Regions from separate parts of the Mus musculus genome. Here region 1 is linked to region 2. Evidence: chromatin contacts called from ENCODE Hi-C data. All regions are on one chromosome and are shown on one strand. Each heading gives the region's core, a stretch centred on a gene start or an enhancer-like site at or near the end of the contact. The rest is flanking DNA. Distances are from core to core; before and after follow the strand shown.

Region 1 (5,816 bases), core at 44-2,543, 210 kb before region 2:
CTTTATAAGTCAATCTGAAAAGCTTTGACAGCTTTCTTATTCACATGCTAGACTTCTCAAACTGTTACAATGCAAAGAATTCATATAACTTGAGATTGGAAATTATGGTTACATATTACAAATTATTATTTATATGCAATTATAATACATAACTGACTGCTTTCTCTAACTTTTAAAATTAATATGGATTTACCATTTTAGTCCTATCTCAAATGATTCATAGATATATTAAAGAATTAAAAGCTACAGTTATAATTTTAGAACCAATTTCAAAACGTGAATTTCAACGATTTACAAACAGTATATGTAATTTAATAAGAAATAATTTAATAAGTATAACTTAATAAGAAAAGTTAACCAATTTTCACATTTAAAAATGAAAAACAGGGTTGATAGATGGATGGCCCAGCAGTTAAGAGCACTTGCTGTTCCTGCAGATTGTCCAGGTTTAATTCCCAGTACCCATACCTTGGCTCACAACGGACTCTAACTCCAGCTCTGGGAGTTTTGACACTCTCGCTTAGTGTCGAGAGACACCAGACTCCCAAACAGTACATACACATATTGTAGGCAAAATACTTGTACACATAAAATAAAAAAGTATGACAAACTGGGCCAATGAGATGTCTCAGTGGGTAAATACGTATGCCAACAAGCCTGACAGTGCAATCCATAGAACCCAGAGAGTAGAAGAACTCACTCTGGCAAGTTGTCCTCTGACCTTGACATGTGCAAAGTGAGACATACATACACATATAATAAACCAGAACAGAAATAGTTTTTTTTTTTTTTTAATAATGAAAAAGTATCAGTCTTCAAGAAACTACGAGGGTAAACTTTACTTGCTCTGCCACAAGGCTGTGCAAACACAGTCCATATGATTATGAACAAACACCATGGTCTCACCCACATTTTTGTAAATAAGAAAAGCAAATAGCCAACCCTGCCCTTTAGAAAGCAAATTCCTGAAGAAGAACGCAATATTCAAGCTTGTAACTGTAAACAGAAGAGAAAAACCTGACACAAATCTCAAGTATGGCCAGACAAAGGTACCTTTTGGAAAATTCCCTTTAGGGTGAAAAACTAATGATGTGTTAGAAATTTGGTGGCTTTAAAAAATTATATTTGTAAAAGTAATTTCTAAATTTGCCCTTAGTTATTACTCTGATAAAGAACTATATTTTGAAAAAAATTTAAACTCACAGCTTTAAATGTCTACAGAATCAGATATATAAACCTGGGAAATCACTCTCCTTCAAGGTCTGGCATTACTATTTTTGTTCTGGCCAAACGCCCACAAAAGCACAAACAGACTGCAGAGCCAGTCCAAGCTGCACCACCATAGTTGGAGATTTGCAGGTTTGTTTTCTTTGTAACTGCCCAAAGGCTGTCAAATAGTAGTATTTAGTGTAAATAAACTTTTTTCAGCAGAAATATTTGGAGGCAGACTGCACAACTGCATGGCACTTCAGACTGCGGGTCCTGTAGAAGAGCAGTTCCCAACCTTCCTAACACTGCACACCTCTAATACAGTTCCTCATGCTGTGATGGCCCCAACCATATAAAGTTATTTTGTTGTTCCTTCATAACTATAGTTTTACTACTAGATAATATAAGTATCTGATATGCAGGATATCCTGATATGCAACCCTCAAAGGGGTCGTGACCCATAGTGAGAACCACTGATGTAGAACATTCTATGAAAGATGACCTTTCTTCTACCCAGAAACCATAGCCTTTCTAGCCTCTTTGTCAACACATTAACTGGCTTATGAAGGCTTGGTCTTAGGTTGAGAAAAGAGCTCTCAATGAAACAATGAGGCTAAATAGTGTTTAACATCAGGGAAGCAACTAGACTGCAGCTGTCAACTAGCTGGCAGGATCATACAGAAAGTGGCTGCATGTGCTTTTAGAGGGAATGAAGATTCCCACCACATACCAACAACTCAGCTCATGGATCTAAAAAGATGAGATCATGATTTGAAGTAGATTATAAAGATAGGTACACACAGAACAGACTTAAAATCTATCCTAATGAAAACCTCATCAATACCAAGTTCAGAGGACAGGCAAGGCACACTGTATGCTAGAGGCATGCAGGCAGGCATCAAGGAGATGATGCTCCCTGAACTGGCCCTTAGACACTGATAATTTTGAAGGGAAAACCAGAAGATGTATTACAATTGGCTAAGAGCTGTATGCACAGTCTAAAGTCTGATATGGAAACAAATTATTTTGTAATTTTTTTTTCAAGTTCTGTGGGTAAGAAAGTATGGAGTGGAAAGGAAGGCAAAAGTTGAGAAGCCCAAGTGCTGTTACAGAATGGCCACATGCCTTTTTTTATTGCTCAAAGAACATTCCACTCACTCCTGATGTGTTGATAGCACAATACAGTCAAACAGGAAAATCTGCCTTTTCATCTGAAATCTGTATCTAAAATGAGGAAGCAATTGCTTTTTATAGCCACGGGAGCACAGCAGCTGAGAGACACCCCAACCAGGAAGAGCTACTTACATTGAAAACTTTCGGTCCTCTACACATTTTCCACATAGAACTTAATGTTTCCTTCACTATTTCCAAAGTGGAATGCTACCAAGTGACTACAGAGGCTGAATCCCCGAGCGTGCACACAAAGGAACAATTCAACCACACAGATATCACCCAGATGCAGATACCCCACATCTTTCATCTTGATTGATTTTCTAATTTCTTATTTTATTTTCTAGTTTTTTTTGATACAGTCCCACAATTTCCCTGGATCTCAGAGATGCACTTGCCTCTGACTCCAAAATGCTGCGATATAAGGCATACATCATCATGCCCAGCATCTTCTTGATTTTTTTTTTACCTCCTCCAAATATTGAGAGTATTGCTAACTGAAGTGTCAGAATCACAGTGGTTTGAACAGAAAGTTATACTGATTAAAACTGGATGGATTCCTACAAGTGTTCTTGGAGGGAAGCAAATAGGGTGAACTTGTTTCAAAATCATGGGAGATGAATAATACAAGTGCAGAAGCATCTTCAGATAAAAATGGCATTAGCTATGGTGATGAAAGCAGCTTTCAAACTTTGTGGTAGCTGGGTTCTGGAGTAAGAGGTGAGTCTGCTCCAGTCGTACCACCTCGTCCCTACTGTTTAGATAATGGACTTGGATGTCACAGGTAGAACCTAATCTGTAAGTCATATGTAATGCAAGCTGACTCACACTTGTCCTCTTACCTTTGCTTCCCAAGTACTGGGATTACTGGCAGACGCCAAGTCATCTGGCATTTTACTGGCATCCAAATCAAATGTAGGTACTCAGAGCTGCACCAAGCCATGGGTAAGCTCTTTACTTTTCAGAGGCAGCTATTAGTGCTGTCCACTAGGATTAGCCAATTGTTAAAGCCAGAGCAGTTACCTGAGATTATAACCTTAAACCTTTCTGGTGTCTCCAGATGTTTGGAGGCATTATTACAAGGCCTCTATGACAGCTCCAGAGCATCAGAAAATCAATGACTTTAACATGATACAGTGGTACATGCCTACAATCCCACAACTCCAGGTCAAAGTGGAAGAATCCCAAGTGGGTTTAGACCACTCAGAAAAATAATGATTTTGGGGCTGGTGAGATGGCTCAGTGGGTAAGAGTACCCGACTGCTCTTCCAAAGGTCTGGAGTTCAAATCCCAGCAACCACATGGTGGCTCACAACCATCCGTAATGAGATCTGACGCCCTCTTCTGGTGTGTCTGAAGACAGCTACAGTGTACTTACATATAATAAATAAATAAATCTTTAAAAAAAATAATGATTTAATAATACTGCACTCCAGGCCAATATTATCTTTAGGCATAAAAATAAAAGATATCTTAAGACTAAGTAGCTCATTTGTAGACACTATACTGACCTTAATTCCTGGAAATGTCAGGCATCTTTAAGTGGCCAGCCTGTGTTTTACATAGTCTTGGAACTGACTCCTTATTCTAGCTACCCTATTCAAAACCAAATGTGGGATTTCACCTGACAGTACACAAGACAGATGTTAATTTGTGTATTAACCCTGACCCAAGAGTTAATTTTTTTCTGTTTTTCTACTGTTCCTTACCTTGTTTTCTATGGTAAGGTGAACAACAGGAGTTTGAAAGAAAGAAGATGGCTCCTTCAGAAAAACACAAACACTAGGACCTGAGCAGAGATCCCCAGCACCCACTATGAAAAGTTGGGACTGATAGTGAAAGGCTGTAACCCAAAGCTTTGGGGTGTGGGTGGGGGCAGAGAGAGACAGGCAGACCCCTAGAACTCAGCTTTGAGGCTCAGAGAAGTCTCGTTCTCAAAACAAAACAAAATGGATTAAGCCAGTCTGATCTGACTATAGTCCAGGCAGGACTACATAGTGAGACCCTACCTCTAAATCAATTATCAATCAATCAATCAATCAATCAATCAATCAATCCCACCCTTGAAATACAGTGCAGATGGACTGAGGAAGACACCTATAACTGACATATGGCCCTCAACTCTGTGAGAGAAAGACACATGCACACACATAGAGAAACACACATATCACACACACACACACACACACACACACACACAAAATTAAAAACAAAACTATCAACAAAAATACTTAACACCCAAATTCTCTTTATAATAATTCCTGAGGATGTAATGTCAAAGGAAGAGAGAATGCAGGCACAGTTGCTTAGAATATCTCCTTTCAAGACTGACTCTTGGCTGGGCAGAACATTTTATAGTTAGATGTACTGTGACATTACAGCTTTCATTCTGAGAAAAGTCAATCTTCTAAAAACTGCTTTGTTGTCAAAGGACCTGTGAGTGAGTTGACTCCAGAATTAGTCCTTAGAGTCAAACTAGGTGGAGACAGCTATACTCTCGCATCAGTAAACAGTAGAAAGATACTGTCCTCTAAACCAGAACAATCTGGAATCAACAGAGATTAACTGAGCCACTGTGTGAAGTCAAACACAAAGTCATACTCTTCTCTGACTAATCTCTTATCTCCTACTATCTTGATCTAGCCAACCAATGCTTCCACTCTGTTTCTGTTCACATTCCTATCGAGCAAGAGCAAAGCACCTCCACAGGGTCACCAGTGCCTAAGAATTTTTTAGTAATGGAAGACAACTCTCCCTTGGCAAATACAATTCCTTATGTTTACAGGAGAACATTCCCATGACGAACTCTTCAATCTCTCATCAACATCCATCCACCCCAATGGTAAATTGGATGACATTTTCCCCTTGAGGCACATGTCCCAAATCTTCAATCTCCCATCAGCAGCCATCATCCTGGATGGTGAACTGAATGCCATTTTAGGCACACTTACTATTTTTATTTTCCTCATGGTATTTGCCCTTTTTCTCTGGTGGCTCTGGGAAGTGAATCCGGGGTCTCAAGCATGTTAAGCAAGCACTCTTATTGTGAGCCCTCAGATCTACACCGACTTGACTGCATTTTTTCCAAAGCCTAGTAGTACCTTCACATGGTCTCTCTTCAACACCAACTGTCTAAAGGTTTCTTACTAAATACTCTCTCGGGGCCAGGTGTGGTCTCCTTTAATCCCAGCACTTGGTAATGCAGAGGCAGGTGGATCTGAGTTAGAGGCCAGCCTATATATACAGAGTGAGTTTCAGAATAGCCAGAGTAACACATACTCTCCCCCAAACCCCAAATCCTTTCTCTGTCCCACTACTGTGATTGTAGCCATTGAGTAAGTTACTAAATATTTTGAGTTCCGTAAGCTGGCTTTACTGAAATGGTTCAGCATGAGTTTGATCCCCGGGACCCATACAATGGAAAGAGAACCAAGTTA
Region 2 (6,340 bases), core at 1,062-3,561:
CGAACCCCCTCTGAGTCTCTGGGAAGCCCAGAGAGAACTCCTTCAGGGGCCTCCAAAGAGGAGAAAAAGGAAAGTGAAATTGCTTAACTATGACAACACTGCACTAAGGCACTGCCCTCCACCCCCAGTCTCTGCCCCAGAGGGGAGGAGCAAAGACAGCCCAAGTCCCCAGAAACCTGGGACGCCTGCTGCCTTCTAAGGAAAGAAGGTGGAAGGGTCTGTTTCAGGGAAGGGCTCAGAGCTGTCTAAGGCCAGCTGGCTGTTAGGATAGGAAGGAAGTGGTCCCTTAACCCTAAGCGGGGGCGGTGCCTGGAAAGACCAGGAAGAGTTAGATTGTCTGCAGTCTCTCAGACTTGGAACTGTCCTGGCACCCTAGTAAGTCAGAACCAGAGAAGCTGGGACCTGATAATTGAGCAGCAGAGTAGGAAAAGTCGGGTGTGGCTTCATAAAGTTTTTGAAGCTTCTGAAGGTAGCTAGAGCAAGAGACCGCCCCCAACCCCGCCCACACACCTCCAACCAACCAAAGGCAAGTGCAGAGAATCCAGGCAGAGCCGCTTGCTAAGGTGTGACACTGACAGCGAGGCAACACAGGGCTTCAGCAATTTCACCATGGTCTTGAGAACAAGAGGCATCTCACAGAATTCGGAAGTGGATCACAGCCGAGGCTATAGCCAGTCGGGGACAGTATCATTTTTGAAGAATGGGTGCCTTACATTTACTCTGCACAACTGTTGCTCTTATCTGGAATGCTCATTCTCATTCTGTAAGTTAGAAAACCAGCCTGAAGTGGAAAGGTAAAGAAACAGGCGTAAAGATGCAAATAAAACAAAAGCAACCAACAGAAGCCTGGAAATAACAGGCAAAACAGAGGCAGAGACAAGGTGGCTAGGGACGAGGGCCTGTCCAGGGCTCCAGGCTCAGACCTCTGCTGAAGAGGTACAAATTACTGACCTGCAGGAACAGGTCCCAAGAGTACAGGGATGCAAACAAAGCCATACACCAAAAAAAAAGTACACTTTATGTCTTCATTTATATGGCATTTCTGCGCCGGTCAAACTTAGCTGTGTAACCGATGATCTGTGGTTCTCTGGGGCTGGAATCTGAGAGGGGGTTTTCTGCCAAGAACAAGGGGATTTTAGGAGGGCAGAGGACTTGGCCTGTGTGATCACTGTGGCATGATTATATTTGGTAAAGTTCACCAAAATCATCACTTTAGGTAAATGCATCTTTAAAACTGTGTTAAACGTATAAGTCTAATGAGCTCTCACGTGGTGTGAAATACCAGGTGAGGTTTTACCATCATTACTGTAGTCCTAGTATGTGTGACTCCAAATGAAATCTTTGCCCTTATTCATATCTGTCTGATGTAATAACTTTTCTTGCTTTAGAGGTTTCTCGAGGGTAGGGTAATTTTCTGACACATAAGCATGCTTGTGATTCTTGTGCAGACTCTCTCTCTCTCACACACACACACACACACACACACACACACACACACAAGCATTAATGCACACTCAGTCCCCATCCCTGAGACACTCTGGGCCAAGCCTCTACACACACACACACACACACACACACACACACACACACACACTCAGTCCCCATCCCTGGGACACTCTGGGCCAAGCCTACTGTTCTAACTGTACTTGGCTGCAAATTCTACCGTCGGTGTCTCCATAGGAAGTACAGAGAAGCTCTGTCCTGTGTGGGCTAGCCTTGGTTCAAATCTAAAGTCCCAGAGGCCTCGTGGGTATCCTGGGGGTGGGGAATTGGGGTGTCTTGTGGATCAAATACATTTGGGAAATATTAGACGGGGTTACATAGAACTCTTCTCAGTTGAACACTCAGAGACCCTAGCTCAGACTCTTTCGAGAGTCACTTGGTTGCCTTTTGTTTTATTTCAATTTTCTCACATAGTGATCCTGACAAATTCTAGACATTTCAAAGATGCCAGCTCTGGTTGTTGTTGTTGTTGTTGTTGTTGTTGTTGTTAATTTAATAACTTCTAGCAATTTTTTTCAGGATAACCTTCACCCCAATGCAGTTTGAGAATACTTCCTAAAGGTTACAATGAGACCACTGGGGGAATAGATCCCCAGGTTAGGAAGGGGACAGTGGACACACCCTTCCCATGTTCTCCAGTGTTAATCCTTTGCCTCCCTGCCTCTCACTCCACTCCAGGCAGATCTGGATTCCCAGCAAGTGCCCCTGAAACCCATAATGCTAACCACGCTGGGGAACCGCACAAGGCAGGGGTGGAGGAGTGGAGGGCGGAATTGGTGTGGCTGGCTGGCTTCCTGCTCAGTGTGCTGAGATCACTTTCATTTTTCTTTTCTTGAAGCCTGACTCCCCGCGGGACTTCCAAGGCAGCATAACTTCGGGTCCAGACTGGGCTGTCAGGCTTTTCCAGGAAGGATCCAGGAACCCCTTAACTAATCCAGGCAGTGACCTGGGAGAACTCGGGAGAACCCGTGGCAGCCCTCAGCATCCAGGTGCGTTCTGCTCTTGGGCTCTGCAACTAGATTCCTGATTCTTGGGGTCAGCTTTTGTCTGCTGTACCCTAGACTCCCCAGGTTCTCTCTTTGCTAAGTAATCTTGTCCAGAGACTCGAGCATGGCTCCGGATCCTGGCTCGGACCCTGGAGTGGAGGTGGATAAGAGGGAGGAAGGGGAGGGGAGGGGAGGGCAGTGAGGGCTTATACACACAACTCTTTTTCTGAAACAGACTTTGGGGACAGTGTCCAGTGCCTATTCCCGAGGTTGGACCTCGCAAGTGTCCACGGTGGGCGGTGCCGTTATCATCTTCCAACACTTGCCTAATTATGGAGCTATTGGGAAAGAGAAAGTAAGGGGCGCCCTTACTTCTCTCTAGCGGGGGTATGGATGGTTTTTGTATGTTTGCTTTTTTTGGTTTTAGTCCATGGTCATTTCACTGAAATACATTACTGTGCGTGAAAATTCAAGGGAAATGTAATTTTTACAGCTGGTGACCCTGATTCCAAATAAGTCACAGAACACTTGAAATGCTTTTCACTTCTACCCTATCAGGGACTGTGACTATTGTTTTGTCTCCTGGTCACTTTGATAGTACTATGCACTGTCAAGTCCTTCGACTTGTCTGCCTTTTCCCAGCTTAATTATGCATTCATTGTATATGATGCTCATTTTATTGATTGTTTGGGGCTTTGTCTTTCCTAATGGGTGTTTGTCTTTCCCTAATTTATTTGTAAGGCCCTTAACATAATAAAAACCTGCATGCAGGCAGCTGAGACACAGGATCTTTTTTCCCCTCTTCAAGACAGAATTTCTGTGTAGCCCTGAGTGTCCTGGAACTATATATATCAGGATGGCCTCCAACTGCCTTTGCCTCCAGTGCTGGCATTAAAGGCTTGCACCATTTCCTCAGGCTTGAGATACCATATCTTGCACAGTGAGAAACAAAATATCAGAGACAGACACACTCTACTGTAGATTGGTGTCCTTGGCACAGGTACTTAACCTCTGTAGATCTGACTTCCATCTTCGGAAACTGTGGCAGGCGGCAAATGGCAAAGTTGCCACAGCAGCGTAGGTCTGAGTGCTGCTGCCATCCTAAGCAGAACCCAGAGCACATGTTCTTGCTGCCTCCCCTCCCCTCCCCCACAAGTAGCCTCAACAGCTTTCCCTCCCACCTGTCCCCAGTCTGCCAGGATTCCCTCAGGACTGGATGATCTGTGACACATCTCCCTGCTCTACAGTCCTACTGTGAAGTCGGCTTCTTTTTGTTTTCTCCTCAACATTTTTTTTGCTAAGTTTAAGAGATTGGGAAAGAAGAAGAAAGGGACAGACAAGTCTACTCAATGTGATGCTGGGATTAAATTCCTGGAAATACTCTTTGGAAATACTCTTTAATATTTAATATTCTGTTTTAAAAAAGAGGAAAGGGGGACCTTTGCCTTCTTTGTGTTTAAGATTAGCAAACAAATAAACAGAACTGTGTTGCTAGCTGGGATGCAGCTCAGGGATAGGGCACTTGCCTAAGATGCACAGGTCCTGGACTCCATCCCCACTACTGCCAATCAACAACAAAAGCGCCCCCTCTGTGATCAAAAGGTTTACTAGGGCCTGCCTTCTTACAACAGTTTGCCACCTGGAAGTTTTCTGTTATAACTCACTGGTTATTTTCTCATGATCCAGAAGCAGTCGATTTTTAGAAACATTCCATAAGAAGACCCAGGTCCATCCTGAAGAATGAAATGGGGTCATAAAACCAAGCGTTGACTTTGACCAATCCTATTTTTCATATCCTTCCTGATTTTATTCATGTGTTGTCTGCTTGCGTCAAAGTGTTGTGAGTGATTTTTCAGTGTCTAAATATTACCAGCTTTCTAGCTCTACATGTTGGGTGGTCTCTTTTTCATGAGCATTGGTATGAGATAGTGCTCTGCTACACTGCAGGTGATCTGTTCTAAGCCAGCTCATATATATTCAACTCTCTCTATACATACACTCTGGCTGTGGCCAAGCACTTTCTCAACTGTAAACCAGCATCTAGAATGTCAAGATTCGATTAGTACTCAGCCCCCTCCAGATTGTATAATCTAGCATGAGGATCGCTTACCTCACCCCTGTCTGCATTAGAGCTCACCACAGTTAGGTAGTTGTGATGACAGTGACCACCTTGCAATGCTTTGTGAACTCCAGTAAGTTACTACCTATGAAATCCTTGGAACAAAAGCTGGACATAGGACATACTCAGTGAAGAAGAGATGTTTTAAAAACCCACTTTATGTTTTAAAATCCCTTTCAGGATGGTTATATGCTATTGTCTGTCCTTCTCAGCCTCTGTGGTTTCTGGGCACTGCCTTTATCTCCTCTACCAATGGATCTTTTAGCAAGACTTTGCTCTGTAGACAGCTAAGGGATGCTTGAAGACTAGGGTGTCTACCTTTGAGAATCCATTTTATGCAGAGAGCCACTCCCCATGCTCCTGAGAACTTTTGCCTGTCTTCTCAGCCTGCCTCTTTTTATAGGATGTTCACTCTGACCAAAGCCTTGGAAAAGGCTCTTCTCCAGCATTTCATATACATGAAGGTGAACATCGCCTATGCCATCAACAAGCCATTCCCCTTCTTCGAAGCGCTCCGGGACAATTCCTTCATCACTGAGAGAATGTACAAGGTGAGGCTGTGGACCCTCCACAAAGCTGTCTAGTCCTCATTAAGTATGTTTCAGTATTGAGATCTCTGACCACAACCCATCAGGGTTTCTAGAACATGGAAGGCCCAACTTGACCATGATCATTATTGCAGGAAGGGAGGTTGGGAGAAAGGGTGTCTTGAGGCTGTATTAGTGATAGGGTATATTGTAGGTGCTGTAAGTTCAAAGATGGATCTGTTTCTTGCCTCTGTTTAGCTTCTGGTGGCTGGAAGCTCTTGGAGTTCTTAGATTAATAGTTTGCACTGCACTCACTGCACTGACCCCAACTCCCTGACTCAGCTCCACTGCACTGCACTCAACTGACTGACTGAACTCAGAGACCTGAATGACTCTGTCTCCTGAGTGCTAGGATTAAAAGCAAGTACTGCCAAGCCTGGACCTAAGCTTTTCTTTACAAGCAACTTTCTCTGTCCCAAGCTGGCCTTCAACTCAGAGATCTGCTTGCCTCTGACTCCTGGGATTAGAGGTGTGTCTGTATTCCAGCCAGATCACACAGACCTAGAAGGTCTTTGGATATGATGATCACTTGCCAGAGCAGCCCTGTTGCTGGATTAAAATTCCTCTACAAAGAAAATTGCAGCAGCCTTTTCCAAGTCTGACACAGCTCCAGCTCCTTCATCAGTCCACAGCCCACTCACTCACTGAGACTCACGTTTTCCTTCCAACAACCGTGCTTTCCTTTATGAGACTGTTCTCAGTTGCAACTGGCTATTTACTGACTGTCTTTTCAGGGATGGATGCCCTCCTCCTCCACTGGGGCAGGACCCCACCTGGGCAGTACTCCCACCTGGGCAGGGCCCCACCTGGGCAGGGTCCCACCTGGACAGCAACACCGCCTGAACAGGGCTCCACCTGGGGAGGGTATCACCTGTCCCATCACCGGATCCATCTGGGCACCCAAGGACTAGCTAACCAGGAATAGCAGACACTGGAAGAATTTTGCAGCCAGTTCTCTCTTTCAATAACTTCTATCCTAAAGATTTAACTCTATATTTTATACTAAAATTCCTCTTAAATTAAAAAAGAAGATTTCTTAAATTTGGGGGTTTTGTTCTGTTCTGTTTGAGACAAGATTTCTCTGTGCAGCCCTGGCTGTCCTGGAACTCACTTTGTAGATCAGGATGCCCTCAACTAGAAAACAT

What was found. Hi-C counts contacts between places; a loop is a spot of excess contacts on that map.
Region 1: a map of T-helper 1 cell shows a loop between it and region 2 (2.5-fold over the local background). The contact joins the enhancer-like site here to the promoter of Sp110 in region 2. A Hi-C loop is called at or near these places in 2 of 37 maps with a recorded cell type or tissue (T-helper 1 cell and T-helper 17 cell).

What each region holds. Positions count from the first base shown.
Region 1 is chr1:85,806,072-85,811,887 of GRCm38, reverse strand. The region is part of intron 1 of Cab39 (calcium binding protein 39); the gene reads right to left. Among named protein-coding and RNA genes, the nearest start is that of Cab39, 16 kb to the right of the region's middle. Within about 2 kb of position 1,293, at least 1 of the 3 ENCODE cell types and tissues checked has a DNase peak (open chromatin) inside an H3K27ac peak, as active enhancers do.
Region 2 is chr1:85,594,781-85,601,120 of GRCm38, reverse strand. Sp110 (Sp110 nuclear body protein) reads left to right here and starts at 2,311. Exons shown (of 12, transcript NM_030194.1): 1 at 2,311-2,492; 2 at 5,012-5,159. The coding sequence starts at 5,013. It overlaps Sp140 (Sp140 nuclear body protein), which reads right to left and starts at 418. Exons shown (of 17, transcript NM_001013817.2): 1 at 1-418.